Regions from separate parts of the Homo sapiens genome. Here region 2 is linked to region 1. Evidence: chromatin contacts called from ENCODE Hi-C or POLR2A ChIA-PET data. All regions are on one chromosome and are shown on one strand. The core of a region is the stretch at or near the end of the contact, and the rest is flanking DNA. Distances in the headings are between cores, read along the strand shown.

What was found. Hi-C counts contacts between places; a loop is a spot of excess contacts on that map. ChIA-PET counts read pairs that join two places held with the same protein, here RNA polymerase II (POLR2A). Pooled maps may share reads with other maps.
Region 2: a loop to region 1 is called in a pooled map, with 2.2 times the contacts of the local background. The contact joins two enhancer-like sites. A Hi-C loop is called at or near these places in 2 of 168 maps with a recorded cell type or tissue (endothelial cell of umbilical vein and heart right ventricle), 1 of 37 single-sample maps with no recorded cell type and 5 of 50 pooled maps. POLR2A ChIA-PET finds 5 or more read pairs at or near these places in 5 of 52 experiments (B cell, GM12878, HepG2 and 2 more).

Annotation. Positions count from the first base shown.
Region 1 is chr16:81,399,616-81,405,058 of GRCh38, forward strand. No RefSeq gene overlaps it. Among named protein-coding and RNA genes, the nearest start is that of MIR4720, 17 kb to the left of the region's middle. RefSeq lists an enhancer at 4,133-4,212. Within about 2 kb of position 4,061, at least 4 of the 41 ENCODE cell types and tissues checked have a DNase peak (open chromatin) inside an H3K27ac peak, as active enhancers do.
Region 2 is chr16:81,555,970-81,561,496 of GRCh38, forward strand. The region is part of intron 1 of CMIP (c-Maf inducing protein); the gene reads left to right. Among named protein-coding and RNA genes, the nearest start is that of MIR7854, 25 kb to the left of the region's middle. RefSeq lists a silencer at 2,875-3,169. Within about 2 kb of position 2,647, at least 12 of the 41 ENCODE cell types and tissues checked have a DNase peak (open chromatin) inside an H3K27ac peak, as active enhancers do.

The sequences.
Region 1 (5,443 bases), core at 2,811-5,310:
AAAGTGAAGCAAAGGTGGTGAGAAATAACGAATACAAATAACCAAAAGCAGGCTCTTCTCAGCCCATTTTCACTTTCCACTGTGATTAGAGCCATGGGTTGGAGAGAGGTGTCACTTTCCTCTCAGCTCTATAGTCAGAACAACAATCATTGAGGGGTCTTAATGGCAGTGGATACATAGGCTCAGTGTTAGAAATCTCCAGAGAGAAGCCAGCGCTGTGGGAACCTGGGGAGCAATGCCCCATCTCCTGGGGGCAGCCACTGCCCAGCACATGCTCTGCTGCCATGCAGAAATGTGGGCTCAGGATGGCCGTACCTTCTGATTTTTCAGCTGGAGGTTTCTGTGAAATGCTTTGGTTTCTGCATTTAAAGTAAATTCAACTTAAAAAAAAAAAAAAGTAAGTCTAATTGTTCAGACTAGTCCCTCTCAAGCCACCTGATGACAGACAACTGAGGCTGTGAGTGACCTCAGACAAGACCAGCAAAAGAACCACCCAGCTGAGCCCAGCCCACATTGCAGAATTGTGAGGAAATAAATGGAGGTTGTGTTAAGCCATACATTGTTGAGTGTTTGTTATACAACAATAGATAACTGATACACAGCCCTTATTATGATCTTTCATCATCTTTGTTTATTTGTTTACTTTTTTGTCTCTCTCCCCTGCCCACCCCTTTCCCCACACACTCACTGGAATATCAGCTCCATCAGCCCATGGACCTTGTCAGTCTTGTTTCTTTTCCATTTCCCAGTGCTCATACAATGCCCAGTAGGCGCTCAATAAATATCTTTTGAAGAGTGAATAAATAAATGTTTAGGTCAACAAACATTTGCGGTGCCATCCTCTTGTCACAAGACACCAAGCTGGAGATGAGGGTGATCCAATCTCTCCATGAGGAAACACGTAGCTTCCCAGACTTGTTCTTCATCTTCCATCATGTTATTTTATTTTACTTTATTTTTATTATTTGTAGAAACAGGATGTTGCTTTATTGCCCAGGCTAGTGTTGGTCTCCTGGCCTCAAGTGATGCTCCAATCTTGGTCTCTCAAAGTGCTAGGATTACTGGCATGAGCTACGTCGTCTAGCCAATCATTTATTATTATTATTATTTTTATTATTATTATTTTGAGACACGGTCTTACTTTGTTACCCAGGCTGGAGTGCAGTGGCATGAATATGGCTGACTGCAGCCTTGACCTCTCGAGCTCAAGAGATTCTCCCCACTCAGCACCCCAAGTAGCTGGGACTACAGGCACATGCCTAGCTAGTAATAATTTTTGTACGTTTTGTAGAGACGGGTTTTTGCCTTGTTGCCCAGGATGGAAATCATGTTATTTTAAAGAGACAATTTAAGAAAGTCTCTTGGGCCCCTGCCTGATGTTTCAGCCGCATCTTATTCTGCCATATAGACAGACTAGAAGAGGTATGGATAGCTTCACACTCCAACAAATTGTGCATGGATTCTGGAGCACTTAACCCCTCCAAGCCACAGCTGTCTTTAAGTGGGGACCAGCTGATCCTGGAAGAGCTGCCGGGAGGCTCACACACCAGCCTGCATGACTGTTGTGCAGTAGCCCCACCCCACGCAGGCCAGCCCCGCGTCATCATTCCTATCCTGAACCTGCAGGGCATTTTCGGTTGAGGAAATGAAGACTCATGTTTATCATCCTTTCCGGGAGAGGGATTCAAGAAACTTGGCAGGGGTGAGCCCGGATCCATGCCCGTGGCGGGAGCTCAGTGACCTCTGCTCAACCCCCTATCCTTGCTAGACCCAAATTTCTCCTTTGGACGTATCCCGGGAATCCAGAGCCCCGCAGCCTGTGACTTTAGAAAGAAAGAGGCAGGCTCCTTCTTGGCTCAGTCCTGAGTGGAACTTCCAAAGGCAGGGCTGGGATGACTTCATGTTTGGATTAGGGAATTTCAGAATGGGACAAAGCCCATCTTTATTTCAGAGCCGATGACCTAGGTCTGAGTGGGTGACCTCCCTCCTAACTGATGGGAGATGACATCTAAACTCCCGATGCTGAGTAACAAGCAATGTAGACACCAAGGGCGATGAAGCAGCCATTCAGCATTTCCTGGCACCTGCCAGCTGCCGCCCACTGTCCTGGGCACCCAGGACACCAGCCCTGCGGTGGAGGCTCTGGCCTGGCACTTTACACCTTTGCTTGAACATGAGAACCACCTGGGGAGATTCCACAAACGCCCGTGTTTGGGCTCCACCTGAGACCAATTAGAGGCAGTCCTGCTCTAATTGGTTAATTACAATCAATCTCCCAGGTGGATTTGCAACCAGGGCTGAGAGTACTAGGCTGGTGGATACTAAAACCCCACATTTTTGTTTGGTTGATTTTTTTTTTTTTTTTTTTGAGACAGCCTTGCTCTGTCGCCCAGGCTGGAGTGCAGTAGCACAATCTCCGCTCACTGCAACCTCCACTTCCCAGGTTTAAGCAACTCTCCTGCCTCAGCCTCCCGAGTAGCTGGGATTACAGGCGCCCGCCACCACGCCTGGCTAAGTTTTTGTATTTTTAGTAGAGACAGGGTTTCACCATGTTGTCCAGGCTGGTCTCTAACTCCTGACCTCAGATGACCCGCCCACCTCGGTCTCCCAAAGTGCCAGGATTACAGGTGTGAGCCACCGCGTCTCGCCCCCACATTTGTTGAGAAGTCATCTTGTGCCAGGCTTTAAGGATTTTATTTTATATATATATGTATGTATTTTAATGCTTATTCTTTTCTTTTGAGATAGGGTCTTGCTCTGTCACCCAGGCTGGAGTGCAGTGGCACGATCATGGCTCATTACAGCCTTGACCTCCTGGGCAGCGATCTTCCCCCCTCAGCCCCCTGAGTAGCTGGGACTACAGGTGCATGCAACTGCACCTGGCTAACTTGTAAATTGTTTGTAGAGATGGTCTCACTACGTTGCCCACGCTTGTCTGAAACTCCTGGGCTCAAGGGATCCTCCTACTTTGGCCTCCTAAAGTGCTGAGATTACAGGCGTGAGCCACCACGCCTGGCCAAGAATGTTATATATGTAAGTATTAGTTCCTTTCCTCTTCACATGATCCCTCTGAGGTAAGTGCTGTTATCGTTATCTCTATTTTGCAGAGGAGGAAACTGAGGCATAGCAGGCACAAGTCGGGGATCCCTGTGTGTTAGCCAGGGCCTGCTATAGCTCTGCCAGGAGGGCTGGCAAGGCAAAAGAGAGCACTGGCCTGGGAATCTGGCCCAGCGTTGATCGAGGGCCTTGGACACGGGACTTAATCTTTGCCAGGACTTCAGTTTTCTCATCTGAATAATGGGCTTGATAATAGATTTGGCTGGGTGCAGTGGCTCACACCTGTTATCCCAGCACTTTGGGAGGCTGAGGCGGGCAGATCACTTGAAGTCAGGAGTTTGAGACCAGCCTGGCCAACATGGAGAAACCCCATTTCTACTAAAAATATAAAAATTAGTCGGGTGTGGTTGTGGCTGTCTGTAATCCCAGCTACTCAGGCGGCTGAGGCAGGAGAATCGCTTGAACCGGGGAGGCAGAGTTTGCAGTGAGCCGAGATCATACCATTCCACTCCGGCCCGGGCGACAGGGCAAGACTCTGTCTCAAAAAAAAAAAAAAAAAAAAAAATAGAAGTGAAGATGAAGCTGGGTGATGGAGAATGGGGCATACCATGGCCACTCCAGGGAGAGCTGTTAGCGGGAGTGGTTCTGTGCACCCAAATACTAGCCAATAAATCAATACATAAGCAGGAAGAGTACTTCCAACCATTAAAATAATTTGAATAATATTTGAATAATTTGAATAAATAATATTATTTTAATTGATTATTGTGGGATCAATGAATTCTAAATAAAAAATGCACTAAAAGTCTGTAGTGGGTGATGGGGTGGGGGATTTAGGGGTGCCGACGGGGTAGACCCCTATTGAAAGAGGCACGAAAACTGGGAGATGAAAAGCATAGGCTCGTTTGCCCTGTGTCTTCCTTCTCACGGCAGGGGATCGGCCGGCCACCTTCTCCCTGTGACTTCCTCCCAGTCCCGTCACCAAACCCCTGAGGCCGTCCTGGCATCAGACCGCAGGCCATAAAAGCGTCCAGCAGAGGGCGCCCCAAACCCACGAGGGCCGCGGCGAAGAAGAAGGTAGCGGCCGCTGTCCTCTCCCCTCCCAGGCAGGTCCGGTGCGGAAGGGATCGCTGGACACTGGCGATGGTGGAGAGGCATGGTGGGCCGGGTCCCCCGCACCCTTCATGGCCCTGACTCGGGGCTGCCCATGACCTTCAGCGTCAGAGCTCGGTCTGGTCCATGCCTGCCTTGGGGAAGCTGCGCCGCCTCTGCACCCACCCAGGTCAGGGCCACCTTCCCTCCATTTGCAGCATGAGCAGGTCTGAGGTGGCGGCTCCGGGCTGAACAGCAGGAACTGAGTTCTTTGTCCACATGTGAGGGTGGGCAGCCCATGAACAGTCCACCCAGACACAAGTTACCCTGCCCCCGAGCCGGAATCCAGCCCTGAGACCCCACAGTGCTGCCTCTGAAACAGTGCTGGGACGTCTCTCTGAGCCTGAGCTCAGACTTTGGTGTCCCGCTGCTGAGGCCGGGGTCCCGCCGCTGTGACCGTGGCAAGGGTAAGCCCTTTGTGCACCTGTGCCGTTGCCTGTAAAATGCTGGCAGTAATCACAGTGGAGCTACCCTAGAGGTTTGCTAGGAGGGTTACATGAGCCGTGCCTGGCACGGGCCACAGAGGGTAGGTTGCACATGGCTCTTTTCCCCACTGCCCAGTTATTAATCCAGGTCACAGTTACTTCTTCCCCCAGCCTCACAGAAGATGGGGGCCACTGTAAACCCCACCCCATCCCAGATGAATCAAGCCATCACCATACCCCCCCCCTCCAAATGATCCATGCCACCATAATATGCCCTCTGGATGACTCAGACCACCACTGCCCCCTCCCCAACACACACGTACACCCTGATGGCCCCAGCAGTCTCCTAACTGTCCTCCCTGGCTCCAGCCTTGCCCTGCTCCCTTCCACCATCCACTCTGCAGCCAGACTGATTTTTCTAAAATGCAAATCTGATCACATTACTTCCTACTTAACATCCACCAACAATTTCCCAATAAACTCGGGATGAAATTCAAGCTCCTTAATGTGAGTTCTGAGGCCTTTCCTGATCTGGCTGGGGCCTGGCACTCCAGCCTCATCCCTCTGAGTGACAGCCAGAGCCCAACCATGGGGGGCCCAGGCAGGAACTGTGACACCCCCAAATTCCACTTTTTAAAATTTTATTTTATTTTAAGTTCCGGGATACATGCGCAGAATGTTCAGGTTTATTACATAGGTAAACGTGTGCCATGGTGGTTTCCTGCACTTATCAACCCATCACCTAGGTATTGAGCCCCCCACATGCATTAGCCATTTATCCTGATGCTTTCCCTCACCTCACACCCCGC
Region 2 (5,527 bases), core at 1,397-3,896, 150 kb after region 1:
TAGGAGCTCCATTGTGACTGTTACTTTTCTTAGAATTTGAGTCCAGTCCTGGCCAAACAGAATCACCGTCTTCTCTGTCTGAAGCCATTTTTTCCCTGGAAAATGCAGACCCAGCGGTGAGCTATTTGTTCTCTCAGAGTTTCTGAGTCCTGGGAACTGAGGCCAGAGATCTCAGGAGTAGAACAGTCCACTTACCTGGCTGCACGTCATCTCATTTTGCTGTTACGGAACCTGTTCTAGCCCGGGTGGGGTGGAAGGCAGATGTTGGACTGGTTATTATGGGGGAATGCCTTCTGCTGCAGAAGGAGGTGGCGGCGGGCACTAGGTTGCTTCCACCTTTTGGCTACTTAGAGTAATGCTTCTCTGAACACGGGTGCGCTGGTGTCCCTTTTAAAAGTCCCTATTTTTAATTCTTCTGCATATATAGCTAGGAGTAAAATTGATGGATCACATAGTAACTTGGCTGCACCCTTTTATATTCGCGCCAACAATGCGTGAAGGTTGTGATTTCTCCACAATGTGCCAACGATTACTATTTTCCGTTGTTTTATCAGTGGCCCTCCTAATGGGCATGAGGCAGTGTCTCCAGAGACAGAAGGTGGAATCCTGGTAACCACAGGTAGAAGGAAGGGGAGCCGGGAGTTGGTGTTCGATGGGGACAGAGTTTGAGTTTGGGAAGATGAGAAAGCTCTGGAGGCCGACAGTGGCGATGGTTGCACAGCAGTGTGGATGGACCAAATGCCACTGAACCGTACACTTAAATGGTTAAAATGGCTAAATTGGACATCACTTATACACACAATTGTACATCACGTGTACACACACAAAAGCAGGTGTCACATAGGAGACACCCAGTTTAAGGGACATTCTGTACGGTGCCTGAATGGCGCTCCTGAAAACTGTGCAGGTCCTCAAGGCTGAGGAAAGCGTAAACTGTCCCAGACCAGGGAGGCCAAGGAGGCGCGATGACTCAATGTCATGTGGTGCCCTGGATGGGATCCAGGGACGGGAAAAGGACACTTGGGAAAAACTGGTGAAGTTCACGCAAAGTGTCCGGGTTAGTTCAGCATCAGAGACCAATGATGGTTTCTTGCTTGTGACGAAAATGTTCCATGGTCTGAAAGGTGTCAACACCAAGGGAAGCTGGGTGAGAGGGCTACCAGAATCCTCTCTACTGTCTTTTCAGCTTTTCGGTAAATCCAAAAGTACTTTCAAATGAAAAGTTTAATTTAAAAATGAGAAGCCACCTCCCCCACGAGATCATGAAGCTCCATGAAGGCCAAGGCCATGTCAATGCCAAATGCATGTTGGTTGAATTCACTCGTGTTGGTTGAATTTACTGATGTTGGTTGAATTTACTGATGTTGGTTGAATTTACTGATGTTGGTTGAATTCACTCATGTTGGTTGAATTCACTTATTACTGTGTACTTACCATCTTGTTGGCAGCCTCTTCGTTCTTTTTTTCTAATTGACAAACAATAGTTGTATGTATTACATATTTATGGAGTATAATGTGATAATTTAATATATGTTTATAATGTGGAATAATTGATTAAATCATGCTAACAAATCCAAAAATAAAATAAAAATAAATAAAAATGGGAGGACTAGGCAGCACAGTGAGACCTCGTTTCTACAGAAAAAATGTTTTTAATTAGCCAGGCATGGTGGTGCACATCTGTGGTCCCCGCTACTCAGGAGGCCAAGGTGGGAGGATCGCCTAGTTCAAGGCTACAATGAGCTATGATGTTGCTACTCCACTCCAGCCTGGTTGACAGATCAAGAACCTGTCTCAAAAAACAAGACAATTGTGGTGAAATACACATAACATCAAATTCACCAAATCGGAGGTGTTTTTAACATACAGTTCGGTGGCATTAAGTACATTCCCATTGTGCAACCATCACTACCCTCCATCTTCAGAACTCTTTTCATCTTATCAGACAGAGACTCTGTCCCTGTTAAACACTAACTCCCCATTCCCCTCCCCGAGCCCCTGACACCTACCATTCTATGCTCTGTCTCTACGAATTTGACTGCTCTAAGTACTTCTTGTAAATGCAGTCACGCAATATTTATCCTTTGTGGTTGGCTTATTTCACTAGGCGTCATGTTCTTAAGATTCTTTCATATTGTAGCATGTGTCAGAATTTCTTTCTCTTTTATGGCAATATTCCATTGTCTGTGTATGCTGCACCATGCTTCTCCATCCGTCCGTCCATCAGAGGACACGAGGTTGCTTCCACCTCTCGGCCGTTAGAGATAGTGCTGCGGTGAATGCAGGCCGTGCTTCTCCATCCCTCCATCAGCAGACACGAGGCTGCTTCCGCCTCTCGGCCGTTACAGATAGTGCTGCAGTGAACGTAGGTTTACAGGTATCACACACAGACCAAGCTTCCCATTCTTTTGGGTCTGTACCTGGAAATGGAACGTCTGGATGATACAGCTCTTCTCCGGTTAAGTTTTTGGGGACCTGCCAGATTATTTTCCATAGTGGCTGCCACATTTTACATTTCCACTAACAGCATGTAGAGACCAGGGATACTGCTCAGTGCCCTGCCACACACAGGACACCGCAGAGATGACCTAGCCCCAAATGTCAACAGTGCCCAGGTGGAGACAGCCTGGCTTGGAGTGAGCAAGGGGCAGAAGGAAAGACAGGAGGCGTGGGGAGGAGGCAGGCCAGCCAGGCAGGCTGCTGGGAAAGTTGTCCTGAGCACATCTTGGAATGAACACAGCTGCGGCAGCTGTGAGTATTTGCTGCTTGGCACCCCAGGAAGCTTTTCTTGGATTGTCTCATTTCAGTCCCCAATGCCAGGAGCTTGGCATAAAATGTGTTGAGAGTGGCTGCGCACAGTAGGCCCACTGTTCCTCCCGCCTGCAGCCATCCTGACTTTGTTCCCTTCAGCGTCACCTCCCCAACCCCGCCACCAGGTACTTTGTCCTTTGAAAGCAAGGTGCAAACACTGGCAGGCGAGCCCAGTAGATAAGATGTCTGAGTAAACACCCAGCCCTCTCCTTGTGGGATCCGCATTACCCCGTGTTTGTGAATGATCGGGGTTACCTGGCAACCAGGCCTGGGCGCCCCTCCTGCCGCCCAGAGCCACCAGGACTTCCTTCTTCTGTGTGCGGCTTCCAGCTTGTTGGCCTCCACAGGCCGGGCATGCTGGGCAGAAGAAGAGGGTGGCGCTTTTTGTTTTTATTTAAAAGGGAACACCAAGCCTGGCTGAGCAAACCAGACAGTTTGATATCAGACCCCGAACATGGCCTAGGTGGGCTTGGGGTAAGAGTGACCCCCAAGAGTGGGGTGAAGGTGAACATTTATTATGACACCAGCATCAGTGGTCACTTATTTCATGCTGGGCCAGCCTCATGATTCTTTTGTGCCTCTTTATTGAAAGCCTCTTGTGTTTCTGGAGCTGTTCTAGGTGCAGGAGATAGAGCAACGACCACAGTAGTTAAAATCTGTTTTCATATTCCTAAGTTCAGGTAAGGACAGAGAAGATAAACATGTAAACAGATAACAGCCATGCACTGCATAGTGACGTGGTCGGTGTGTGATGGTGGTCCCATAAGATCATAATGGAGCTGAAAAATTCCTGTCACCTACTCATGCCATAGCTGTAGAGATGTCATAGTGCAATGCATTGCTCAGGTGTTGGTGGTGGTGCTGGTGTAAACCTCTCGCACTGCCAGTCGTGCAAAAGCACAGCACCTACAGTATGCACAGTGCATAAGACTTGATGGTAAACAACTAAGTTACTGGCTTGTGCATTCGCTCTACTGTACATTTTATTGTTATTTTGTGGTATACTCCTTCTAGTTATAAAAAAATGAGCCATAAAACAGCCTCAGGCAAGTCTTTCAAGAGGTATACAGAGAAAGGCATTGTGGGGCTGGGCGTGGTGGCTCATGCCTGTAATCCCAGCACTTTGGGAGGCTGAGGCAGGTAGATCATCTGAGGTCAGGAGTTCGAGACCAGCCCGGCCAACGTGTTGAATCGCCATGTCTACCAAAAATACAAAAATTAGCGGGGCATAGTGGTGTGCACCTGTAATCCCAGCTACTCAGGAGCCTGAGGAAGGAGAATCGCTTCAACTGGGGAGGCAGAGGTTGCAGGGGCCCTGTCTGCGTCACTGCACTCCAGCCTGGGCGACAGAGCGAGACTCTGTCTTAAAAAAAAAAAAAAAGAAAAAGAAAAAAAGTTGTGTGTTTTTTTGGTTTTGTTTTGTTTTGTTTTTGTTTTGTTTTGTTTTTTTTTTTTTGAGACAGAGTCTCGCTCCGTCGCCCAGGCTGGAGTGCAGTGGCGCAATCTCGGCTCGCTGCAAGCTCCGCCTCCCGGGTTCACGCCATTCTCCTGCCTCAGCCTCCCCAGTAGCTGGGACTACAGGCTCCCGCCACTATTCCTGGCTCATTTTTTGTATTTTTCATAGAGATGGGGTTTCACCGTGTTAGCCAGGATGGTCTTGATCTCCTGACCTCGTGATCCGCCCGCCTCGGCCTCCCAAAGTGCTGGGATTACAGGCGTGAGCCACTGCGCCCAGCCAGAAAAACAATTTTTTACAAATGTAGTGTAGCCTAAGTGTACAGTGTTTATGAAGTCTGCAGTAGTGTACGGCAATGTCTCAGGCCTTCACATTCACTCACCGCTCACTCACTCACCCACCCAGAACAGCTTCCAGTCCTGTAAGCTCCATTCATGGTAAATGCTCTGTACAGGTAAATCGTTTTTATCATTTATGCCATATTTTCACTGTACCTTTTCTGTGTTTAAATATGTTTAGGTACACAAATATTTACCACTGTGCTACAGCTACCTACAGTATTCAGGACAATAACATTCTGTACAGGTTTGTAGCCCAGCCATAGGTGTGTAGTAGGCCGTATACCATGTAGGTTTGTGTAAATACACTCTATGATGTTCACACAATGGCATAATCGCTGAAAATGCAATTTCTCAGAACCTATCCCCATTGTTAAGAGATGCATGACTTTTTTTTCTTTTTGGAGACAGTCTCCGTCACCCAGGCTGGAGTGCCGTGGTGCAATCTTGCTTCACTGCAATCTTCACCTCCTGGGTTCAAGCAATTCTCATGCCTCAGCCTCCTAAGTAGCTGGGATTACAGGCACATGCCACCACGCTTGGCTACTTTTTGTAGTTTTTATAGAGACAGGGTTTCACCATGTTGACCAGGCTGGTCTTGAACTCCTGACCTCAAGTGATTCACTCGCCTTGGCTTCCCAAAGTGCTGGGATTGCAGGCGTGAGTCAGTGTGCCTGGCCATGACTATAGATCACCTAATATTTTAGGTGATCATAGATGCTTTAGAGAAAGAGGGCAGAGGGATCTGAGGTGCAAAGGACTTAGGGTGTCCTTTCCTGGGTTCAGGGACAACATTGAACAGAGCTGTGAATCAAGGGACCCAGCTATGCAGACACTTAGCAGATGTGTGGTGGAGGGAAGGGTAGGGTGGAGGTAGGCACAGTATGTGCAGAGGGCCCTGCAGCAGGAGTGAGGCTGGTCA